Regions from separate parts of the Mus musculus genome. Here all the other regions are linked to region 1. A link is a loop called in an ENCODE intact Hi-C map of the cell type or tissue named here. Cell type or tissue: heart. All regions are shown on one strand. Region 1 holds the start of Slc25a39 (solute carrier family 25, member 39). Region 2 holds the start of Ubtf (upstream binding transcription factor, RNA polymerase I). Region 3 has its middle 21 kb from the start of Ubtf.

Region 1 (8,000 bases):
TGGGGCTGAGCCAGATAATGACATTTTTTTGGTTTTGTTTGTTTGCTGTGGATTGAAGCCAGGGCCTGTGAGTGCTAAGTGCGTGCTGGAACACTGAAACACAGCCTTAGGTGAACATTTGCCTTACGTTTGAAGACAGAGGCATCCTTTGGGGCTGGACATGGTGGAGCATGCATTGTGGAGCATGCATTTGATTCTAGCACTCAGATGGATCCTCTGAGAGCTCAAGGCTGACCTGGTCAGCAAAGTGACTTCTAGGCTAGCCTAGTCTACCTATTGCGATGCCCTCCCCTCTCTCAAAATAAAGTAAGATAAAATAAACAAAATCAACTTTATACTAATTCTAAGTCTACATATAAGATATTGCATTTAGGCTGGGCAGTGGTGACGCACACCTCCCAGCACTTGGGAGACAGAGGCAGGCAGATTTCTGAGTTCGAGGCCAGCCTGGTTTACAGAGTGAGTTCCAGGACCAGCCAGGGCTATACAGAGAAACCCAGTCTCAAAAAACAAAAACAAAAAAGAGAGAGAGAGAGACAATGAGGTGCTGGAGAGATGGCTCAGTGGTTAAGAGCATTGACTGTTCTTTTTTTTTTTTTTTTTTTAAAGGATTTATTTATTATATGTAAGTACACTGTAGCTATCTTCAGACACTCCAGAAGAGGGCATCAGATCCTGTTACAGATGGTTGTGAGCCACCATGTGGTTGCTGGGATTTGAACTCCGGACCTTCAGAAGAGCAGTCGGGTGCTCTTACCCATTGAGCCATCTCACCAGCCCCTGACTGTTCTTCCAAAGGTCCTGAGTTCAAATTCAGCAACCACATGATGGCTCACAACCATCCGTAACAAGATCTGATTCCCTCTTCTGGTGTGTCTGAAGACAGCTATGGTGTACTTACAGATAATAAAGAAACCTTAAAAAAAAAAAAAAGAATGAAAGTTTAAAAAAAATGAGCCCCAATATACCAAAGTTAGCTCTGGTATTCTTGCTCTGCCCTCCCCCTCCCCTCCCCCCCTCACCATTTGAGACTTTAGATTCATTTGCTCCTAAACAACCCAGTGTGTGTGGCTTAAGATCAAGGATGCTGGCACACACCTCTAACCCCAGCACTTGGGAGACAGATGTGGGTGGATCTCTGGGAGTTCAAGGCCAGCCTGGTGCATATAGTGAATTCCTGGACAGCCAATAGCTACATAGTGAGAACCTGTCTCAAAACACCAAAAAAACAAAAACAAAAAAACGAGTGCTTGTGGCCTCTGCTCTCCACGTCACAGAGGCCCCTTTTCTCCCATTTCTCTGTGGCTTTGCTGCCCTCCCCTTCCTGGTTCCACTGGTCAGCCCTCCCTGGGTCTGAACTTTGGATTTCTCTTGGGGGGTGGGGGGGGGATTCAGTGGCTGGACAGAGGCTCTGGCTCTTTGCCTCTGGAAAGTCCCGCTAGATGGTGACAGTGTTGGCCTTAGACAGAGAGTTGTTGCTTAGATCTTGATATTGGATTGAAGTTCTGCCTCTACCTGGAAATGTTTCCACAGGCTTTGGGGATGCAAGCTGGAGGTCTCCCAGCTCCTGCCCTCCCTGGGGCTTGCCCTGCTCGAGCTCCTGGCCAGGCCAGCTTTGATACCAGTTCATTCCATCTGCTGCTCCGTTCTCAGAAGTCTCAGTGAGAAGTGATTGCTTGGGCCTTTTTATCTGTATGATGGCCACAAGCTGCCTCCAGGGCCCCTGGAAACTCACTGCTTCCTCCAGGTCTGTAGTTCTAGTAACCTCGTTACTCCGGACATTCCTACAGACTGCAGATGGCCTCGGACAGACACTGGGAGTCATGTTGCTGAGGCAGTGACCTCATTGAGAGCAAATAGGATCTTTTGAGTGACTTCAGGGGACTCTTTTCTCATCTATAAACTGGAAGTTGGGGTAAGGGGTGGGCAAAGAATTAATTACCGCTGGTTATGGTCTTTCATGCCTGTAATCCCAGCATCTGGGAGGCAGGAGTTCGAAGTAATTCTTGCCTAAACATGGAGTTTCGGGTTAGCCTGGGCTATGAGTCACTGCTTCAAAACAAACAGAAAATAAAGCCAAACCCCAAATCATAAACAAGAAAGGGAGGGAGGGAGAGAGGGAGAGAGAGAGGGGGAGAGAAGAGATTATACACAGGGCCTTCAGTTTTCTTCTCTACAGAATAGAAAAATCATCTCTGCTCAGAAACGTGGTAAAACATTAACTTTGAGGTTGAAATGGCCTTAGCAGGCGCTGGATTCCCAACTGAACCGACAGCTTATGAAACGACTTTTGTGTTACCTTTTTTTTTTTTTTTTTTTTGGTTTTTCGAGACAAGGTTTCTCTATATAGCCCTGGCTGTCCTGGAACTCACTTTGTAGACCAGGCTGGCCTCGAGCTCAGAAATCCGTCTGCCACTGCCTCCCAAGTGCTGGGATTAAAGGCGTGCGCCACCATGCCCAGCTTTTGTGTTACTTTTAAGCCAGGTTTGGGGTGAGAGGACACAGGATAGGACAGGGCAGCACAAGCGACACTTCACTCGTGACTCTCCTGCCGCCTCTGCCTCACGGCCAACCGACTGCCCGGGCCTTTTGATCATTGGCTGCTTTCCTAACTACCCGTTTGCTCTCACTCCGCCCCCAAAGCTGGAGGATCCGAGCCATGGAAATGCCGAAAGGGTTTTCTCAGGGTAAAGTTATGGTTGGCCACTTGGAATCCACGTGCTAGCTGGGCTGGCTGGGCGGCTCCAGCGCGGTCTGCAACCAGTTGGGGACTGAGGGGCGGAGACGGTAGTGACGTCAAAGCCGCGGCCTTTTCTTCTTAAAGGTGCAGCCTCACACCGCGTGTTCCAGTTTCTGTTAACACCGTTTTAGCTTGGAAGTCTTAGAGGCGAGGCGGGCGGTGGGGTGCCGGGTACTGAGCTGGTGCGGAAACAGCGCTGTTTGCAAGCCCACCGGGGAAGGCAGCGGCAAAAGTTTTAACTTGAGTCCATTTCATTTTCTGTAAAATGGGGGTACCTACGTCTGTAATTACCTACTATGAAAAGTTTTGGTAGAGGCCATTTCTGGCCTACATTGGAAACTATGCCAGCAAAGGTTACGTAGATCGTCTTGGGGGAAAGAAACAAAAAACTTCTAAGTATTAAAAGTGGTAACAGTCTAAGATCTGTCGCGAAACACTGGTTTTCTTTCTTGCTCTACGTTCTCTGTGTCCTCGGCCCAAAGAGGTCCTGTAAATTTGCCCAGGGCCACACCACGTCTAGCCCAGGTTGCAGGTCGGCTGACAAGGCTGCCCTGCAGGTCATAAAGCGTTCTGGGGTTGCAACCCCGTTTCATCATCCGTAAAAGAGGATGGTGATTCCAGCCAACAGGCTCGCCATAAATCGTAAACTCCCGCCACGGAGCTAAGTGGGCAGATGTTTGCCATTGCTGTCCCACACTCTGATGACCTTGAAGAACCGACCCTCGCGGCAGCTGCCTCGTAAAAGGACGCGGAGCAGCAATACCCAAGCGGTCAGGAAAGTTCCAGCGATCGCAGGTCTGGACTCCCCGGACAACACTCCTGCAGGGCGTGGGCAGAGGAGAGCTACTGGAGCCGGGTGCAAGCGCCGTCCAGTCGGCGACCTTGACCTGCCGGCCGCAAGGAGCGCGGGGCCGCGGCGACCCGCCCACGCGGCCGCGGCGCAAGGGCGGAACTGGGGGGGTGGGAGGAGGGCCGCGAGTGGGCGGAGCTCGTTGCACTCCGTGCGCGCGGCCGGTCGGCCACGGGGCGGGGCTTCGCCTTCTGGGGGCGGAGCCGGTCTCACCGCTCTCCCGGGCGGCCGCTGTGCGAAGCGGGCACGCGCGGACCCTGCACCGGCCGCGGAGCCGCTATGGGCCCGCCAGGCCCCTGGCGTGGCGCGGCGCAAGGACCGGCTCCGAGCCAGGTGGGCGGGCCTGGGCTGGAGTGGGTTCTCCGAGGGTCCCCGGCTGGGAGGGGAATCGAGGCCGCGGGAAGGGGGTGGGCCTCTCCGTGAACCCCTTTACTGGGCCTGGGCATGGAGTGCGGCCGAGTCTCGGTGAAAGGGTTTGTTACTAGGTCTCTGCTTCCATCTCCGCGGCTTGTGTTTAAGAGAGAGAGGAGGCAGACAGAGAATGTCCTGCCATCCAGGCCTCACGGCCTGTCCTCTCTGGCCCCAGGCAGGCAGTGTGGGGGAGGGCCAGCAATCTTGGGAAGGAAGGTGGACCTTCCTCTATCAGCAGATTTGTTTACACGTTTCTCTCGGTGCCCGACTCGACCTCTCCTCGCCCGGGGCGCTCATGTGTCCGCCCAGATGTTGGGTGGAGGGGCTCAGGTGTTTGATCTTTCGGCCTCTGGTCTGGAGGAGCATGTGGCTGAGAAAATAGCCATCACTGTCTTTGGCCGACGGCTATTCTAGCTTCTTTCCAAACGAATGACGTAACCTTGAAGGTCACAGCAACCTTTGAGCCTTAGTTTTCCCCTCGGCAAAGTGAGCACATTTCTAGATTTTAAAGATTATAGAGGCAAACTCTGGATGAGACCTGAGTGCGCTGTCGTTAAAGTCCCAGAGCACCTTAGCTCATGCTTGCTCCCCACTCCCCCCACTCAGGCCTGCCTTGTCAGGGGGTAAGCTCCATTTGACTGTGGTGTGTGTTTTCAGGATTGAAATTCCAAGATGGATGATCAGGACCCTGGGGGCATTAGCCCCCTTCAGCAAATGGTGGCCTCAGGAGCCGGGGCTGTGGTCACCTCCCTCTTCAGTAAGACCTGGGGAGATGGGGGATGGGGCAGCTGGGGGTTAATGTGGGCTAAAGGTTGGAGGCAGTTTGGTTCTGATAAAGAAGAGGGTGAGTGGTGTCCTGAAGGAACCTTCAGACCTACCTCCTTCCCCAGTGACACCCCTGGATGTGGTGAAGGTCCGCCTTCAGTCTCAGAGACCCTCGGCAACCAGCGGTGAGTACCAGATCAAGGCGAGCTGCCTGACAAAATAAGGATTTCCCAGAGATGGGGTTCTAGTGGGGGAGGCTGCATTCCTGACCACCAGGGCTGACCTTTGTGTTTCAGAATTGACAACTCCCTCCAGATTCTGGAGTCTCTCCTACACCAAATGTGAGTGCCCCAAGCCCCAGGCCCTTGGGAGGGCCCAGGGAAGAAGTGTTGAGTATCCCTCGAGTACCTGGGTTACCCATGATCATAGAGTAGTACATGAGCCCAGCAGTGGTGGTGCACGGTGCGCACCTTTAATGTCCCACTTGGGAAGCAGAGGCAGGCGGATTTCTGAGTTTGAGGCCAGCCTGGTCTATGGAGTGAGTTCCAGGACAGCCAGGGCTACACAGAGAAACCCTCTCTCGAGATCCCCTCCTGCCCCCCCATACTTTGAGGCCACATTAGTCAGCTTTCTGACACTGGAATAGCCACATATTGACCCAGCTATGTCACCCAGCAAGGCTCCAGGCCCTTCCACCCTAATGTCCGTTCCCTTTCCCAGCATCCTCCGCTCTACAGTCCCCAGGGAAGTGCCTCCTATACTGCAATGGAGTCCTGGAGCCCCTGTACCTGTGCCCAAATGGTACCCGCTGTGCCACCTGGTTTCAGGACCCCACACGGTTCACTGGCACCTTGGTAAGGAGCAGAATCAATGTGTCTCTGAGGGACTCGATTTGGATTTGGCTAGGCTGCCGGTGTGGGGAATGGAAAGCAAATGGGGTGGTTGTTCAGTGTAGGAAGGGCTTACCTGGGAGGCTGTTCCTTCAGAAAGCTTTTTGGTCCTGATGCTGAGAATCAAAAACAGGACCTAATAGCGTAATACACACTAGTAAAGTTCTTTACTATGGAATTGTTTTGTTCTTTGCTTTTTGTGGTTTTGGGGGTGGGGGTGGGGGTTTGTGTGGTTTGTTTGTTTAGGTTTGTGTGTGTGTGGGGGGTAGTGGTAGATAGGGTTCTTCTTGTAATAGACCAGGCTGGCCTCAAGCTCCCAGAGATCCACCTTCTCCACCTCCCGAGTGCTGAGACTAAAGATGTGTAGCACCAACGTCCATCCACTTCCTTAAGGTTTAAGGGGTGGACTAGGAGTCCACCTAGAACCAAGTTGGGGGGCGTGGAGTGGGGTGTGAGTGTAGAGCTAACTGGCTCTTCTCAGGACTCAAGCAAGACTCTAGGCAGAGGCTGAGCCAGTCCATCGCAGGCCTTGTTCATCTCTGTCTTCTTTCCCTGGGCTGCCTGCTGGCTTGGTCAGGATGCCTTTGTGAAGATTGTGCGGCATGAGGGCACTAGGACCCTGTGGAGCGGCCTCCCAGCCACCCTGTGAGTACCCTAGTCATGGCTGGGTAGGGAAGGGGGTGCTTGAGAGGTTTGGGAGCCCTTAAGTGATTTTCCTGGCCTCTCCATACTCCCAGGGTGATGACCGTGCCAGCTACTGCTATCTACTTCACTGCTTACGACCAACTCAAGGCCTTCCTGTGTGGTCAGTCCTTGACCTCTGACCTCTACGCACCCATGGTGGCTGGTGCCCTCGCCCGAAGTGAGCACAACTAACCATTGACCTTCTGGGTCCCAGTCCCAGCCTCTTGCTAGCCTGGGGGTGGGGGAGTATGTTAAACCCTCAGGCCCTGGGGCAGCAGCTGGGTTTGAATGCATGACCTCTTTGGCCTGACCTCTTTCTGCTGTCTTACCAACCCTCGCCTCCTTAGTGGGCACCGTGACAGTTGTCAGCCCCTTGGAGCTCGTGCGGACCAAGCTGCAGGCTCAGCATGTGTCATACCGTGAGCTGGCTTCCTCTGTTCAAGCTGCGGTGACTCAGGGTGGCTGGCGCTCTCTGTGGCTGGGCTGGGGTCCCACAGCTCTTCGAGATGTCCCCTTCTCAGGTAGGCGCTCGGGGTCAGGGCCTAGGGTAAAGGGCTCTTGGTAATGTTTAACCAAGTCCCTCCTTCGTTACTAAAATGGCCGTGAAGTCATAATCACTTCCCTGAACCTTGGGTCCCTCATTATATAAGGACAGGTCTAGCAGGGACCTAGGGTTTTGCCTAGGTTTTCCTGACCTAAGTCGTGAGGAGGACCTGGTTGAGAGCAGGCAAGCCTGCACCTGGGATGGTGTGGCTGTGGGGGTGAGGGGTGAGAAGTCTGGAGCCCACCTCCCTGCCCCCCCCATTTAATGAGTGTGTATCTCCTTCTCAAGCTCTGTACTGGTTCAACTACGAGTTGGTGAAGAGCTGGCTGAGCGGACTGAGACCAAAAGACCAGACATCGGTGGGCATCAGCTTCGTGGCCGGTGGCATCTCAGGAATGGTGAGTTGACTGCCCTGGGGGTAGGGCCACCAGAGGTGACCTACAGAACATTGCAATGCCTGCCAGGGAGCCTGTGTGCTTTCCTCAGCCGCCCTTGAGATGCGTTAGTCCCTCTCAGGGCTTGGGAATGGAGCTGAGCCCTGTCCTCACCTGACCAGGTGGCTGCCACCCTTACCCTACCCTTCGATGTGGTGAAGACACAGCGACAGATGTCACTGGGAGCGGTGGAGGCTGTGAGAGGTAAGCTGGGCTGGTGAGGGGAGAGGGCAGGCAGGGGCCTGAGCTGAGCCCTACTGAGCCGGGCCTTGCATCTGCAGTGAAGCCGCCCAGAGTGGACTCCACCTGGCTCCTGCTTCGCAGAATCCGGGCTGAATCTGGCACCAGGGGACTCTTTGCAGGTCTGTCTCTGTGAATGCACTGCATATATGATACATATCCATGCTGTGTGTGTGAGGGGACCTGGACCCCTCACTGTGGTCTGTCTTTCCATCACAGGCTTCCTCCCCAGGATCATCAAGGCTGCACCCTCCTGTGCCATCATGATCAGCACTTACGAGTTTGGCAAAAGCTTCTTCCAGAGGCTCAACCAGGAGCAGCCTCTGGGCCGCTGAAAGTCGGGGAGCAACCGGCTCTTGCACGGGTGGGATCAGGAGACTGAGCCAAGTGCCTTCCCTCCCAGTCCAGTCACCCAGGCTGTCCTCAGACCTGGATTCCTGCT
Region 2 (8,000 bases), 87 kb after region 1:
TATATATGTGTGTGTGTGTCTCATGTTCACAAGTGCATATGTATGTGTGGAGACCAGAAATCGATATCAGAATGTTTCCCTCTATATCATTCATTTATTTATAGACAGGGTCTCTTGATGAACCCAGAGAGCACTGATTGGCTAGACCCTACTGATTACCCATCTTTGCCAACCTCTTCCCTTACACCCTCAGTACCAGGTGTAGGATCACACCTGGGACCTGGATCCAGGCCCACAGGTTGCACTGTAAACACTTCACTGGCTGAGTCACTTCCCACCCCCCACTACACTTACATCCTCTGGTGCAGGCAGAAATCCCACACACTTCAAAAGGCATTCGTATTCAAAGCTACTTTATTCCCAATGATAAAAACCAGGAGGGGTGGGCAACAAGGTGGCTCAGTCAGGTGAAGACTCTTGTCTCTCAATAATGGAAGTCTGACAACCTGAGTTTGCCCTCTGGAGGTAAAGTGAAAGCAGGGAGTTGACTCCACAAAGTTGTCCTCTGAAGTCCACGTGCACATGGCGGGAGTGCTGTGGTCCTTCCATTCTGTAAGCATACAATCCTAATAAATAAAAACTGTCATATACCCAGACCCTGGATCCAACCTAGACATCCATTAACAGTGGAATATATGCAATCTACCAAGCTGCAGATTGTTCCATCGCTATGGCGATGGAACTCAGAATGCTGAAGAGTCTGGAGGGGTGTATTGGCTGAGTGAGCTTCTGTTGGAGACTGGTTCTACTGCTTTAATTTGAAATTTGCACATACATCGAAGCTCCTTGCCCTCAACCGGTTTTTGATCGATCAATAAAGATGCCAGTGGCCAATAGATGGGATGGGATCATTAGATTTGCTAAGGCTGGGGTGCCGAAGACAAGAGGAGAGATGGAGAAGTGCCATGACTCAGGGGAGAAGGATGGGACGTAGGAGCTTCAGGAGGGAAAGCCAACCAGCCATGTGAGAATTCGGGTGAGTGGCCACTGGCTACCTTCCCAATTGGGCCTGAGGTAGCAGGGGGAAGGTTTAGGAGTGTCCAGCCTTTGAGGTAGGCAAGGCATTTTAAAATTAACTGGCGTATGTGTGTTTCCCATTCTCAAATCTAGATAGCTCCTGCAAGGGCACACGTGCAGTGCATCTGGCTGAGAACCAAAGCGATGTAGCCCAAATTACCAGTACAAGCTTCTGAGATCCTGGAAATATTCGATATTTTTGTCTTTTTGATGGTAAATTATACACACACACACACACACACACACACATATATATATAAAATAATTCCAGTTTCAAGGGACCCAACACCCTCTGATGACATACACTCACACTGATATAGACACATATACAATGGATTTTTTTTTTTGTATAACAGAAATCTTTTTTTTTTTTGAGACAGGGTTTCTCTGTGTAGCCCTGGCTGTCCTGGAACTCACTTTGTAGACCAGGCTGGCCTCCAACTCAGAAATCCACCTGCCCCTGCCTCCCAAGTGCTGGGATTAAAGGCGTGCACCACTACCGCCCGGCATATAACAGAATTCGACTACTACATTTTGCTTAAAGCATTCAAAGAACTCTGGGGATTTCCTAGGAGCCTGGGTCTGGATTGGGCAACTCAGAGAAGGGCTGCAACCAAGTGCAGGGCGCACAGCGAGGGTTGTCGCTGTGCTCTGTCGCTGGCGCTGGCGTAGGCTGGGGTTACAGAGTGTGAAGGCTCTGCTTCAAGGCAGCTGCCAGGAAGCTGGGAAGAGGGGGGACAAAGCTGGATGAAAGGGAAAGGGGCAAAGACTAAGGGCTAAGGGCAGGTTCTCTCACTCTGGGGCTGGTAGCCCACATCTTAAGACTCATGACCTCACCAGAAACCCAACAAAGGCAAAGAAGCCGAAGAGTTTCCAAGTGGGGAAGGTGCCAGCCATGATCTCTGCTGCCCAAGGAATCAATAATAATAATCCTTATGATTCATGTTCATCCTGCTTTCTTCCAAAGCACTTTACCGAAAAGCCCCTTGGCCCAGCCAAGAAGTTCAGGGCTCGGTGCTAGAATACCTGTACTTCAGATCTGACCGTGGAACATTTGCATCTTTCTTGGTTTTAATTGTGAGTTATGTGGAGAATAAAGCTTTATATACATCGTCTCACAATCCCTGATGAGGAAGTGGATTCTATAAGTATACACATATAGAAAATGGGATCTGGTTAGGGTAGAATTTGTCCAAACTCACACCATATTAAGGAGGTGGGGTGGCTTTAATCCCATCACTTGGGAGGCAGAGGCAGGAGGATTTCTGAGTTCGAGCCCAGCTTGGTCTACCGAGTGAGTTCCAGGACAGCCAGGGCTACACAGAGAAAACTTGTCTCTAAAAACAAAACAAAACAAAACAACAACAAAAAGGTGGGGTGTGGGAGCTAGAGAGGTGGTTCAGCAGTTAAGAGCTCTTGCTTTTCCAGGAGGACTGGGATTCAATTCCCAGCACTGCCATGGCAGCTCACAACTGTCTGTAGCTCCATCCTAACACAAATGTATATGCAGGCAGAACACCAATGTACATAAAATTAAAAATCTACTTTACCCTTTTCAAAACACATCAATAGCCCTTTAAAAGCTCTGCTTTTTTAGTGTGGTGGGAGAGGGCTTGATCCAACACCAAATGTTTTGTATTCCAGAGGCAGATCTAGGTATGTGGCGGTGGGGGGAATGGAGAGAAAACGGACAGAGGGAAGAGAGGAAGGGAGTAAAAGCAAGCGAAGGGGATAGACTCTTTAATAAAAAATAAAATATTAAAATCTCAGCAATTGGGAGGCAGAGGCAGGCAGATCTCGGGTTAAGTGCGAGGCTGGCCTGGTAAACAGAGCTAGCTCTAGGAGAGCCAAGGCTACACAGAAAAACCCTGTCTCAAAAATCCAAACGAAACAAACAAAATAATTTAAGAACAGACTCTTCAGTAGGTCATCCAAGGAAGAGGCCTTGAAGGCTACCCTTCTTTATCACGGCCAATCTGCCTCTCCTACACGCGGTGCTTCTAAGCTGAGCACAGCAGATCTGTTCCTGCAACGTGGCAGAGTGGGATGTGGAAATCCTGGGAAAGAAATCTCATTTTCCCCAGGAGACAAGAGGAATTACACCAGCAACGAAACTGTGGATGGAGAAGGCAGTGTGCCAAGAAATGGTCCAAAGAGACTGTGCGACCCAGCTGGCTGAGATGTGAGCAACAGCAGTGTTATTGTGGCAGCCCGAGGAGCCAGGAGCCATGGCGTGTCCCGGGGAGTGATGACACAAACCAAGCGTGGGCCGACCTGGTGGAAACCAGCGTCCTTCACATTGCCTTCTGCCTCCCTACAACTAATCCTGATATCCCTTCAGCCCACTAGCAGGGGAGGTAAAGACCACTAGAACCGATGGCAGTGGGAGGTTAAAAAGCGGCACACGCCCAGGCCTTTTCTCCCCAGACTTGCTGGATGGTGGAATACGGGAGGTTAGATCTGTGGTTGCCGGGCTGCTCAAATCCTGCCTTAAACCGGGGTGCGGAGCTCTCTTGTGGGCTCCCCGTCGTCGCCGGGGTGGGGGGACAGCGCCCGCGGCCTGCTTTCTCAGGGCTGGCCAAGCCTTTTTGACAAGCTGATTGCGAGAAGGGGATTGGCTGATCCAGGCGTGACGCCGGTAACAACAAAGGTGGAGTTGGAAGAAATTAGATTAAAGGAAAGGAGGAGAAAAAAAAAAAATTAAAGGGGGAGCTTGCAGGCAACTGGAAGCAGAGACCGAGGGGGAGACGCACGAAGCTCCGTTCCCGGTTCCGACTTCCCCCTTCCAGCTCTTTCGCACAAACGCGCTGGGATTTTGCTCTAAACCCCTACCCCGGTCGCGGCCTAGTTACTGAAGCCCAGGGTAAAGGGATGGCCGTTCCGCTGCTTCTTGAAAAACCTCCCCAACTCCCACTGACACCCTACTACGACACAGGGGTGAACTTTTTGTTCTTAACTCCTCGGATCATACGGCCGGTGAAGATGGGGGACATCGAGAACAACCCAAGACTGGCTCTGAAATCCGGAAGGCCCTCGCCGGGCACCGAGACCCAAACGAGGCGGGGTACTTCCCGGGTATTTTCATACGTTGCAAACCTAGGAGGCTTTTTTTTTTCCCTTTTTCTTTTTTGTAACATTCCCCTTCGCCCCCATCCCGCTTTAGCTTCAGGGTTGCAAAAGCAAAGCAATAAAAAAAAAAAAAAAAAGAGAGAGAGAGAAAACCTGCGCACACAGACACACACCAGTGGCGACAGGGGAGAGTTGGAAAAACGCAGGAGAGGAGGAGGCAGGAGACAGCAAGGATGGAGCAATGGGAGAGGGAGCAGGCAGGATCCCTCACAGATCCCCCTCCGGCCTCAAGCTGCCTTGCCCGCCCCGACAGGAGAGCGAGGAGTCGGGCAAGCAGATGGAGTGGAGCTCGCTCTAGGCAGCTGGCTTGGCCGGAGACTGGAGGAGCCGCCAAGCGACCGGCTGATTGGAAGAGAAACGCAGAGCGATGGAGGCGGGGGTAGGAGGACGATTTCTCTGCGGGGACTGGCGGCGGCGTACACGCCCGGGTCGGGCGCTGCAGAGCTTGGCTAGCTTTCAACCCGCGCTCGGCGGCTCCAGCCCCGCGCACCCCCGCCCCCAGCCCTGCCGGAGGCCCCGCAGGTGAGTGGGAGCTGGGAGCCAAAAAAGAGCTAAATGTCGAAAAACATCTGCCTTGGAAAAAAAAAAAAAAGCAAAAAACATTTTTTTTTTTTTTTTTTACTATTCCTTTTTTTAAAATTTCGTGCAGCCCCCGAGCGGTGGGAGGGAAGGGGTGAGGCTGAGCCGCCCGGAGGAGGCGGAGGGGCCAGGCGAGGCCGGGGCGGCCCGGGAGGCGGCGGCGCCAAGGCGGCTCTGACGGGCGAGCGCTCGGAGCGGCGCTGCGCTGCGCTGCGCCGAGGCGGGCGGGCGGGCGGGCGGAGCGGGGCGGGCGGAGCGCGGCGCGTGGGGCTCGCCATTAGCCGTCGCTCCGCTTCGCCATCTCGGGCTTTGTCTGGAGACTCGCTGCCCGGGCGCCGGCAGCTGCGGAGCTGCGGCTCGGCTCTTCCGCTTGCCGTGCTGCCTGGCGCCCCCGGCCCTCACTAGCACCCACTTGCTCGGTAAGTAAGCCTCGGTGCCGCGGATTTCGGGGGAAAGGGGTTGCTCTCTGGCGGCGCCAATCTCCGTCCTCCACGCGCCCGGGAAGGCCTGGATAGCCATGCCGGGCTGGATTGAACCGGCTCCCAGAGTGACTCTTCCGCTGGGGTCGGCAGCTCCTGGCCGATTCCCGGGTGTGAGGAGGGACGGGAGAGGTTTTTGTTGTTTAGGGGACTAAGAATATATATTTTAAGTTTCACGGGTGTTCTGCGGAGCATAAGGGAACCGAGAGGTAGGCGCCGAAACCTCGCACCGCGATCCGGGAGCGTGAGTCCCAAGCCGGTAGCCACGCTCCGGGGACCAGGGTGGTCGCTAGCCCGCTCCCGGAGGCGGGAGAGAGGAGCAGATGAGGACTAGGCCGGGAAACCGAGCTTAAGCTGGGAGAGCCTGGAAGAGAGCTCCAGAGCAGGGTTGCCGGCACCCGCGAGGCTCGCCGGCCACCCTCTCCACCGCCGCACCTCGGCCCTCCCTTCCTCCCGCGCCGGCCAAGCCTGCTAGTTCCCCCGCGGGGCTGGCGAGGTCGCTTTAGCCGCCCGCTTGCTCGCCCGCCTCGGCTCGCAGCCCCGCCGCCATCCGGGCGGCTGCGTGTCTTCCCTGTCCCGGCCCCCCCCTTCCCCGGCGGCAGCAACAGCAGCAGCCGCCGCCGCCACTACCACCACCCCCCTCCCCTCCTTCCTTGCCTCCGCCTCGGCCGCCCGGGTCCCCCCAGCGCCCGCCCCTCCTCCCAGCTGCCCCCCGCGGAGCCCGCCCGGGCAGGCTGTGGGAGGGAGCGGAGCCGGCGAGGCGGGCGGGCTGGCGCTCGCTCCCCGGGGGTCGGTGTGCGCTCTACGGGGAAGGACGCGCTCGCTGCCCCGCTTCTCCCGCCCCCCCTCCCGCTCCTCCTCCTCCCTTCTCCCTCCTCCCCGCTCCGGCGGCGGAGGCTGCTGCGGCGGCGGGGGGTGTGCGAGCTGAGGCCGGGGCCGGCGGGCGGGCGGGCGGGCTGCCTGCAGGCGGAGGGCGCTGTGCTTTGTGCTTTTCGCCGCGAGGAGCAGCAGGCAGCAGCCACAGCCGCCGCCGCCACAGCAGCAGCAGCAGCCGCCGCCCCAGCGCCGCCGCCGCGCCCGGAGGAGGAGCCGCTGCCGCCGCGGGAGGGAGTTGCGGCTGTGCCCGGCCGAGCGGGGGAGGGCGCCGCGCTCAGAGCCGAGAAGGGAGCCGCCGGAGCGGGGAGCTCAGAGGCCGCGCTGCGCCGGGTAACCGAGGCGGCGGAGGACGTGCGCCGGGGCCGGGGCTAGGGAGCGAGCCGCGGCTGCGGTAGACGCCGAGTGGCGATACCGGGAGAACTGTAGACAAGATGATCAGGGAACGGGGAAGGGCGCCGTGAGCCGGGGGTAGGAAGGGCAGGAAGCGAGGCCCAAGTGAGGCCCCGGGTGGAGGAGCCCGCGTTTCTCCGGCCGACAGGCGCAGTTCTCGCCGGCCGCCGGAGGGGGCGGCGGGGCCGGTGAGCGAAGCGCCCCCGCCTCGCGGCCGCCGTCCTCCCGCCCTCTGCTTGGCTCGGCTCCCCGGAGGCCGGGGCGGGGGCGCCGGCAGGGCTGGGCCGCAGGCTCGGGGAGGAGGCGGCCGTTCCCGCCGCGGTCGCGCCTCTGCGCCGGGTTTCTTCCGTGCGTGTTGGGGTGGCTGGGTGGTGGCGGCGGCGTCTCCGGCCCCGGGTGGTTCGGGGACGGGGGACAAGCTAGGCCGCTTCTCCGACTGCTCGCCTGCCCGGACAGGCGGGGACCGCGTTGGGAGGTCGGGAGGGGGGTAGCAGCGGGAATCCAGATCTAGTCCCCGGGGGCGGTCCGGCCGCTGCGCTCCCGGGCTGGCGGCGGCTGCGCGGCGTCCGGGTCCCCGCCGGGTTGCGGAGGCGGGGGGAACCGGCCGGGGAAAAGCGGGAGGAGGAGACTGAGGCGCGTGCCCGCTTCCATGCCCGCGCGCGCCCTTTACCCGCCCTTCCTCCCCCGCCCTCCAGCCTGGGGCCTCCCCGGGGCGGGCGCTCACCGAGGAGGAGGAGGAGGAGAATTTTTTTTTTTTTTTTTTGCCCGGGTGGGGGAAGGAGGCCGGAGGGCGGGAGCTAGCTGCACGCGGGAGCTGGGAGCAGTCTCTCGCGTGGGCAGGGGAGGGCGCATGCGGCACCGCCTGGCTCTGGGGGCTGGGGTAGAGAAGAGTGGGGCTCACTCCTGCACCCACTGATGAAGTCTATGAGCCTCCTGTTCGGGTCTCGCTGAGAGTGTGGACCTATGCCCCCTCCCATGTGTGAGGGGGTGGGATAGAAAGCCCCCCTCCTCTCAGCCTCCTTAAGTGGGTTTGGTGTCTCTTCAAAAGGGTGAGGTGGCTTTGACCCCGGGTGGCCCGGCCAGCGCGACCGAGGAGGTGGCTGGACAGCTGGAGAATGAACGGAGAAGCGGACTGTCCCACAGACCTGGAAATGGCCGCCCCCAAAGGCCAAGGTATGGGTCCCCAGCTTCTCTTTTCAAACTTGTCTTTTTTCACACACGAGCTCTCCAGCCTTGTAAAAGGTTCCTCTCAGGCTTCGTTCTGTGCACTGGCAGACAGTCTTAAGTCTTAGAAAGTGAAGCATCTGTCACATGGGGGTTTGGCCAAATCCAAATTACTTGGCCTTGAGCTTAGAACTTGAGTCTTTACGATCTCTTGCTATGAATGAGGGTCACAGGGAAGACTCTTGGAAGCCAGCCTTCTTGGTTTCTTAGCTTGAAGTATCACACCTTAGTGGAGATTTTCACTAGAGGCAGGTGGAAAACAGGGAAGGGGATTGTGGTTTATGGCTCCAAGCCTTAGGAATTATA
Region 3 (8,000 bases), 68 kb after region 1:
TGCCACCACACCCAGTTTTTATGTGGGTGCTGGGCCTTGAATTTAGTTCCTTATGCTTCTCAGTAAGCGCTTTACCAGCTCAGACAGCTCCCCAGTTCTCTCTCTCTCTCTCTTCCTCCTTCCCTCCCTCCCTCTCCTCCTCCTCCTTTTTATTTTGTTTTCTTTCTAGACAGGGTTTCTCTGTGTAGCCCTGGCTGTCCTGGAACTCACTCTGTAGACCAGGCTGGCCTTGAACTCACAGAGTTCTGCCTCAAGTACAAACCCTACCTCAATGGGAACTGACTATAGTAATGAGACCTGAGCACAAAATAACTCCACCTAGGAAGGAAATAACAGCGCAAAATAACACTTTAAAAGAGCTCTTGGCCTAAAGCTGCTTTATACAGAGCTAGCTACAAAAGCAAAGAGCCTGAAAGAGACCTGAGGCCTAGAAACAGCAGTTAGTAGATTACAGAGAATTATCCCACATCAGGAAAGTAGACCACCAGGCAGGTTATCAAGGCATAATAAGGACACACTTATCAGAGCAGGCTAGTGCAATCTTGTTCTGTGCCTGGAGACTCAATGGGCCCTGGAACATGCAGCCTCTCTCTGAGCTCAATTAATGCCTCTGCAAAGGCGAGGTCATAAGCGTCACCTCATGGGATCATGGAGGGTTGCAGTGACACGATGAGCCTGGAGTGTCTGGCGGAGCGCACACACGCTTGCTAACACTCCTGTGTGGTTTTGTTCTCTTAAGCCATTCCTGGGGATCTAACGGCTGGCCTTCAGCGTGCTCTCTCACTGAACAGCACTCATAAGCATCGCTTCTGAACCCCTCAGCCTGGCCTCTAAACCACAGCGCTCCTCCAGTCTCAGACTCCTGAGCACTGGGATCACAGGCTTGGGTCCCACAGGCTTGTGTGTCACTCTGTCTGGCTGTCGGTTCTTCTCACTCAGCTCTGCTTCAAAACCAGTCCTGATGCTCTGTAAGCAGCCGGTGGATTTAACATCCATCCGATATTCTATGGGTCATCACCCTCCCCTACCTCCACAAGCAAATCTGTAATGCATGTCCTTGGGGAATGCCCCCTTACTTTCCTCCTCCTCCTCCTCCTCCTCCTCCTCCTCCTCCTCCTCCTCCTCCTGCCCCACCACCACCACTGCTGCTGCTGCCAGCTGCCATGGTTGTTGTCTTTGTCATCTTGGTTTTGTGTTTTGATTTGTTTGTTTGGTTGAATGATTGGTTTAGTTTTTCAAGACAGGGTTTCTCTGTGTCGCCCTGGTTGTCTTGGAACTTTCTCTAGAGATGGGTGGCCATGAGCTGACAGAGATCCACTAGTCTCTGCCTTCACCAGCGTGTGCCACCACCGCCAGCTCAGTCAATGGAATTTTATCAGTGCATTGTTTGTTTGTTTGTTTATTTGTTTTTTTTGAGACAGTGTTTCTCTGGGTAGCCCTGGCATCCTGGAACTCACTCTGTAGACCAGGCTGGCCTCGAACTCGAATATCTGCCTGCCTCTGCCTCCCAAGCACTGGGATTAAAGGCGTGCACCACCATGCCCGGCTCTTATCAGTGCATTTTTAAAAGCCTCAGTCTTGCTATGTGTCCCAGACTAGTCATGAGATCTTTAGCCACTCTTTTTTTTTTTTTTTTTTTTTTTTTTTTGGTTTTTCAAGATAGGGTTTCTCTGTATAGCCCTGACTGTTGTCCTGGAACTCACTTTGTGGACCAGGCTGGCCTTGGACTCAGAAATCTGCCTGCCATGCCTGGCTTCTTTTTTTTTTTTTTTTTTTTTTGAGATAGTGTCTCACAATGTAGCCCTGACTGGAACTAGCCTAGGCTAGCCTAAACCTCTTGTCAGTTCCCCTGTCTCTGCCTCTTAAATGCTGGAATTTGAGTGAAGATATAAATGATATATGCAATAAGTGAGAACCACATAAATATTTATGCCTTTAATAAAATATGATTCAAGATAATAGAAAATATCACTAGTTTTATCACAAAAGCATAACTATAGACCTAGGAAAATTTAGGGAATATACTGACTAATAAGTTCATAAGCAACAGAAGAGCTATAGTTCACAGCATCTAGTTGAATGTGTCAAGATAGTTAATAGAGATTTTGAAAAAAAAAACAATGCTAGAATTTCAGGTATGTACCACCACGATTCTTCTTTTTCATCATCATTAGCAACCATCACCATCAATATCAACATTATCATTAACATTATCACCATGGTCAACATCATCATCACCATCATCACCATTCTGAGACTGGGCCTCACTAAATTCTCCACTCTTCTCTGCCAATTGGACCAGTGGTTCTCACCCTTCCTAAGGCGATGACCCTTAAACACAGTTCCTCATGTTGTAATGGCCCTCAACCATAAAACTGTCCTTGTTGCTACTTTATTCTTTTTCTACTGGTATGAATCATAGTGTAAACTTTGCTACTGTTATAAATTGTAATGATACTGTTATGGAAGTATCTGATATGCAGGACATTTGATATATGATTGTAGCGAGAAGCCTGAAATTTTGGTTTCTTAAAAAGCCACAGAAATGTGCTCACTTCGACAGCACATATACTAAAAAGCCACAGAAGTATTTTAAAGAGTTTGCTTTCATTTTAATCCCAGGTGTAGGGATTCCGGGCTGCTTTGAACTGTTGGCAGCAGCTGACCATGATTTGCCTGATGCTCTGGCAGAAGCATAGTCTAGGGCCCTGAAAGAGTAGTGGGTGGTTGTGGTTTGTCAGTAGCCATGGTCAAAGAAGAAACAAAAGGAAAGAAATTGGGGGGTGGGTATGGGGGACCTTTGGGATAGCATTGAAAATGTAAACGAGGAAAATACCTAATTAAAAAAAAAAAAAAAAAGGAAAGAAATTAGATTCAGGAATTTCCTAATCCTTCTCTCTCCGCTTGTCCTCTTCCTCTCCTATGTGTGATACCCTGTCTCCTGGCCTCAAACTCAGAAATCTGCCTGCCCCTGCCTCCCAAGTGCTGGGATTAAAGGCATGTGCCACCACTGCCCAGCAGAACACAAATTTCAACCCCAGTACACAATGCAAAGTTTATCTTTGGGTTATTCAAATGCTGATTTCTCTGCACTCATATCCTGTTTCAATCTGGATACAACATTGTAATGCTTATAGCAAGAGTCCCCTGTCTCAAGTTTGTGTAAACAAGTCTTACCATTATTCTCTGCCTTGTCAATAAATGTTGATCATTCAATGGCTGGGCAGAATAGAGAATAGGGTGGGACATCCTCTAGTGAAAGGAAGGTGAAGGGGAGAAAAGGAGATTCAGATAGCAAAGAGGATGGAGGATTTGGAGCCATGAGGAAGCGGTCTGAAGAGCCAGATCGATCGATAGTGATATGCAAGTATCAGGGGCCGGGAGGTAGCTGGCATAGAAGTTTAAGGTACACCATTTAACTGTTCAGCTATGGAGGTGCAGTTTTAAATAAATCTTGGTTTCTCTGTGAAGTTATTGGGATTAGCATAAGGTAAATAAATACAGCCGCAGATTAACTTGCTGTTTACATTTATTTTATTTTATTTTTAAAGATTTATTTATTGATTATATGTAAGTACACTGTAGCTGTCTTCAGACACTCCAGAAGAGGGAGTCAGATCTCGTTACGGATGGTTGTGAGCCACCATGTGGTTGCTGGGATTTGAACTCTGGACCTTGGGAAGAGCAGTCGGGTGCTCTTACCCACTGAGCCATCTCGCCAGCCCGCTGTTTACATTTATATTCAGAGTAATTCTTTTGCATAGAAGTTAATATAAGTCATAGAAAGCCAGGTAGTGTTTGAGGAAACTGGAATGTCAGGAATGGCCAAAGGGGCTGGAGAGATGGCTCAGCGGTTAGAACACTGCTCACTCTTCTGGAGGACCTAGGTTCAGTTCTCAGAACCGACACGGTAGCTCACAACCATCTGCAACTCCAGTTTTAGGGGACCCAACGCCCTCTTCTGGCCTCCTCAGGCACTGCATGCACTGGTGCACAGACAAATGCCAACTGAAGGTACATACATTTACATTTAAAATGTCTTTAAAGAAAAACAAAAAGAATGACCAGAGGAAGCTTTTAGGCTTGACTGAGCTTGTAGGAAGTCTTTTGCAAGCTTCCCCCCCACCCCCCATGATCAAACCCAGGCCCTTGAGAACACCAGGTGAGCATTTTTCTACTGACCCTTTGGTACAAATGCTCGACCTGTGGAATGACGAGATTAAGGCGATCGATCCACTTTAGGAGCTCCGTGAAGGAGACAAACTGAGAATCTCTGCACACTACTGAGCCTCTTGCAGAGGCAGGCAGGCCCTCAGAACACCTGTGAGGGGCATGGTGCCAGGTACTCCACACAAGAGAGGAACACTGTGCAGAGAGGAAACAGCACGGAAGGCTGGCATTAGGCCAGCTCCTGGGCAGCAGAGGCGTTTAATCCATCATCTGAGAGACAAGTAAGAGTTGTACCTATAATGATGGATGTGGAAAGTCTGTTCTGAAAAGAGCATTCATGACGGACGGAAGTCTGTAATCCAGCACGCGGCAGGAGGACCTGGTCAAAGTCATCTTTAGCCATGTAGCAAATTTAAGGCTAGCCTAGGCTACAAAAATCAGCTCAAAACAAAAGCAAAATAGAGCTAGACATAAGCACAAAGCCTTGAGTTCAGTCCCCAGCACCACATACCAACCAGACCTGATGGCTCACACCGGGGAGGTAGAGGCAAGCAGATCAGATATTCAAGGACTTCCTCTGCTACACAGTGAGTTTCAGGCCAGTCTGTGCTGTGTGATACCCTGTCTCAAAATACAGTGCAATCAAACAAAAAGAACGTATCTGAGAAGCATCAGGAACATTAAAAAAAAAAAAAAATGGTGACATTTGTTCAGCAAAGTCAAGTGACATCATGGAAAACCTGCTGGGCTGGCAGTCCACATGGTGACCTCAGAACATTGTCTCATTCTCAAGTCCCTGGGCCCACAGCCAGCTGACAGGAGGTGAGGAAGGAAGGGCTGGTAAACCATAGAGGTTGGGGGTGGAGCTGCAGGCGTGGTGGGAGCTTGGCAGGAGCGTTAAGTGGGTAGCTTTCCAAAAAGGACCAGAGAATTCCTTGCCAACTAGGGGACATGTTCACAGTCTTGTGCCCATTGCTCATTTCCTTAAAGCTCTAACTACTTCAAGCCTTTTCTGTGTATCTTGCAAAACACTTAAAATTGTAGATTTACTGTTTTTTTAAAAAAAAAAAAGAGAGAGAGAATCCACAGGAAGATAAGTTAATAATTTAGGATAGCCCTCCAAGTTTTATTTACATGAACAATATAATTTGTATCTATTTTAATGGTGCAGACTTACATTTTATGTTTATTTACTTATTTAGAGATGAGGTCTCTCATAGCCCAGCTGGCCTAGAACTCTGTAAATTGTTTCAACTCAGAGAGGAAAGACTTGCCTGGTGGAAGTGTTTATAGCTCAGGGGGAAATTGTCCCTAATGAAAGTGTTACAACCCCTAGGGGAAGGTTTCCCCAGTTGCAGGAGATACAACTCTGAAGGGAAAGGTCAGGCTCCAAGGAATGCCACAAAGTCACTCTGCACAACACACCTTAAGCAAGAGATTTATTGGGAGAGATACAAGAGGGTGGACACCTCTGCAGGGGTGAAAAGCCACACAGAACAAAGCAAGAAGCAGGCGGTATACAAGGTTTCTGGAGGGAAGGGTGTTCTCCAGGGTGGAGATTTCCAGGGTGGGGATTGGTGGGTTTGGGTAGGTTTTTAAACCCAGAGCTGGATTCAGACATTTTACCATACAAATTCCACAGGTCACTAAAGAAGACCTTGAACTCAGGATCTTCCTGCTTCTATCTCCTGTGAGCTGGGATTACAGGTGTGGTGTGAACTACCACACCCAGTTTAGCATCTGTAATTTGTTTATTTGTTTTTTCAAGACAGTTTTTCTGTGTATTCCTGGCTGTGCTGGAACTCACTCAGTAAACCAGGCTAGCCTCAGACTCAGAGATCTACCTTCCTCTGCCTCGGGAGTACTGTGATTAAAGGCATGCGCCATCACTCTGGGCTAGCATACATGATTTTTAAAAAGGGTTTATGTATTCTATGTATATGCATACACTGTAGCTGTCTTCAGACACATACTAGAAGAGGGCATTAGGTCTCATTACGGACAATTGTGAGCCCCCATGTGGTTGCCGGGAATTGGACTCCGGACCTTTGGAAGAGCAATCATTGCTCTTAACCACTGAGCCATCTCTCCAGCCCCATAATTTTTAAATACAGCCTCAAACATCTAAAACAGATGGAACAGAAAGAAGAAACAGCTCTATGTACCCCAAGTTTGAGGACTGATATAACTTGCTCTTTGAAACAGGGTGTATATAGCTTGTACTGACCTTGGGCTCATGGTCATCCTGTCTTAGTCTCTCTCTCTTTCTCTCTCTCTGTGGCTGAGTTTCCAGGTATGTGCGTCAACACTCAGCTTTACAATCACTTCAAAAAAATTTTTTTAAATATGATCTTACATAACCCAAGGTGGCTTTGAACTCGCAATGAAGCCAAGAGTGACCATAATCCAGTCCTCCTGTCTCTTCTTTGGAGCATCAGAATTGCAAATGTTTGCCACTGTGCCTAGGTTTATGCCGAGCTAGGAACCGAACCCAGAGTGAGTTCTAGGACAGCAAGGGCTATACAGAGAAACCCTGTCTAGAACCCCCCCCCCAAAAAGTGCATCTTCAACTGCACTTGTATCTCTCACCACAGTGAGCCACATTCTGGGCCACAAAACAAAACTTAGCAAATTCAACCAACACTGATATACATGGTGTTTGTTTGTTTGGTTGGTTGGTTTTGGTTTTTTGAGACAGGGTTTCTCTGTATAGCCTTGGCTATCCTAGATAGAACTCACTTTGTAGACCAGGCTGGCCACGAACTCAGAAATCTGCCTGCCTCTGCCTCCCAAGTGCTGGGATAAAGGCATGCGCCACCACACCCAGCGGTATACATGTTTTTAATCCCAGCACTTGGGAGACAGTGACAGGTGGATCCCTGTGAGTTTGAGGCCAGCCTGGGGGACCGGACCCACAGGCAAAAGCCAAAGATCTGGAAGCTAAATAATGCATTCTTTTAAATGTATTATTATTGTTATTATTATTATTGTTGTTGTTGTTGTTGTTATTACATGCCTGAAAATGTGTGTGAGTCACAGTACAGGTCTGTGTGTCTGAGGACAGCTTTGTGGGGTCAATTCTCCCTTCTATCATTACATGAATTCTGGAGTGGAACTCAGCATCTGGAGTTTTCTGCCCTATACTTTACTTGCTGAGTCATCTGCCTGGCCCAGGGATATGTCCCTGAAAAGCACTTAAACCAAAGCTGGCACCATAAGTGAAGCTACGAAATATTTTGAGGGCATAGCTTGGCCAATGCCAGGAGAATGAGACATGAGAAGAGCCAGAGTTAGAGGCCAGCCTGGACTGTCCAGTAAGTCCCAGGCAAGATTGGACTATAGTGTGAGGTGAGATGAGATGGAGTGGGGGCAAGGAGAGATGAAGAGAGGGAGAGATGGGGGGGGGAGGGGGAGAGGGAGAGGGAGAGGGTGGTGGCATGTCAGCCTGATAAAATAGTGTACACCTTTAATCTAGCCGTTGGGAAGCAGAGATCTCTGTAGGATGAATCAAGCCAGCCAGGGCTACATTTTGAGACCCTTTATCTACCTCTCTCTCTCTCTCTCTCTCTCTCTCTCTCTCACACACACACACACACACACACACACACACACACACACACACACAGACAGACACACACACACAAAGTAATAAAAAATAGAACTAATGAAATTGATTAGGCAAAGCTATAGAGAAAGATCAATAATAAAATAAAATCCAAAGTTAGTTCTTTGGTATGTGTGTGTGGGAACCAGTAAGAAAAACTGACAAAGAAAAAAAAAAGTCCAAGAGAAGGCACTGGTAAGTATCCCAAGGACCATAAAAGGATAAG

The links. Peaks named below come from ENCODE experiments on the same cell type or tissue, not always from the same donor. Only the 100,000 strongest peaks of a DNase experiment are listed, where the experiment ranks them.
Region 2: it touches region 1 in a loop (6-fold over the local background); 25 of 42 quality-filtered maps call a loop at or near these places.
Region 3: it touches region 1 in a loop (3-fold over the local background); 17 of 42 quality-filtered maps call a loop at or near these places.

Annotation. Positions count from the first base shown.
Region 1 is chr11:102,403,313-102,411,312 of GRCm38, reverse strand. It overlaps Slc25a39 (solute carrier family 25, member 39), which reads left to right and starts at 3,796. Exons shown (of 12, transcript NM_026542.3): 1 at 3,796-3,923; 2 at 4,659-4,758; 3 at 4,892-4,951; 4 at 5,063-5,107; 5 at 5,487-5,620; 6 at 6,234-6,301; 7 at 6,394-6,518; 8 at 6,688-6,861; 9 at 7,173-7,282; 10 at 7,441-7,522; 11 at 7,600-7,680; 12 at 7,778-8,000. The coding sequence starts at 4,674. The coding sequence ends at 7,893. It overlaps Mir6930 (microRNA 6930), which reads left to right and starts at 6,326; the gene lies at 6,326-6,393. In heart, a CTCF peak has its summit at 3,367; DNase peaks (open chromatin) are centred at 2,682, 3,822, 5,056, 5,476 and 2 weaker places; H3K4me3 peaks cover 4,363 bases; H3K27ac peaks cover 3,931 bases; H3K27me3 peaks cover 341 bases.
Region 2 is chr11:102,315,992-102,323,991 of GRCm38, reverse strand. Ubtf (upstream binding transcription factor, RNA polymerase I) reads left to right here and starts at 4,896. Exons shown (of 21, transcript NM_011551.7): 1 at 4,896-5,144; 2 at 7,519-7,643. The coding sequence starts at 7,586. In heart, CTCF peaks have their summits at 3,114, 6,595 and 7,307; DNase peaks (open chromatin) are centred at 3,611, 4,491, 5,891, 7,051 and 3 weaker places; H3K4me3 peaks cover 5,113 bases; H3K27ac peaks cover 5,206 bases.
Region 3 is chr11:102,335,763-102,343,762 of GRCm38, reverse strand. No RefSeq gene overlaps it. Among named protein-coding and RNA genes, the nearest start is that of Ubtf, 21 kb to the right of the region's middle. In heart, a CTCF peak has its summit at 3,961 (motif pointing left); a DNase peak (open chromatin) is centred at 4,982.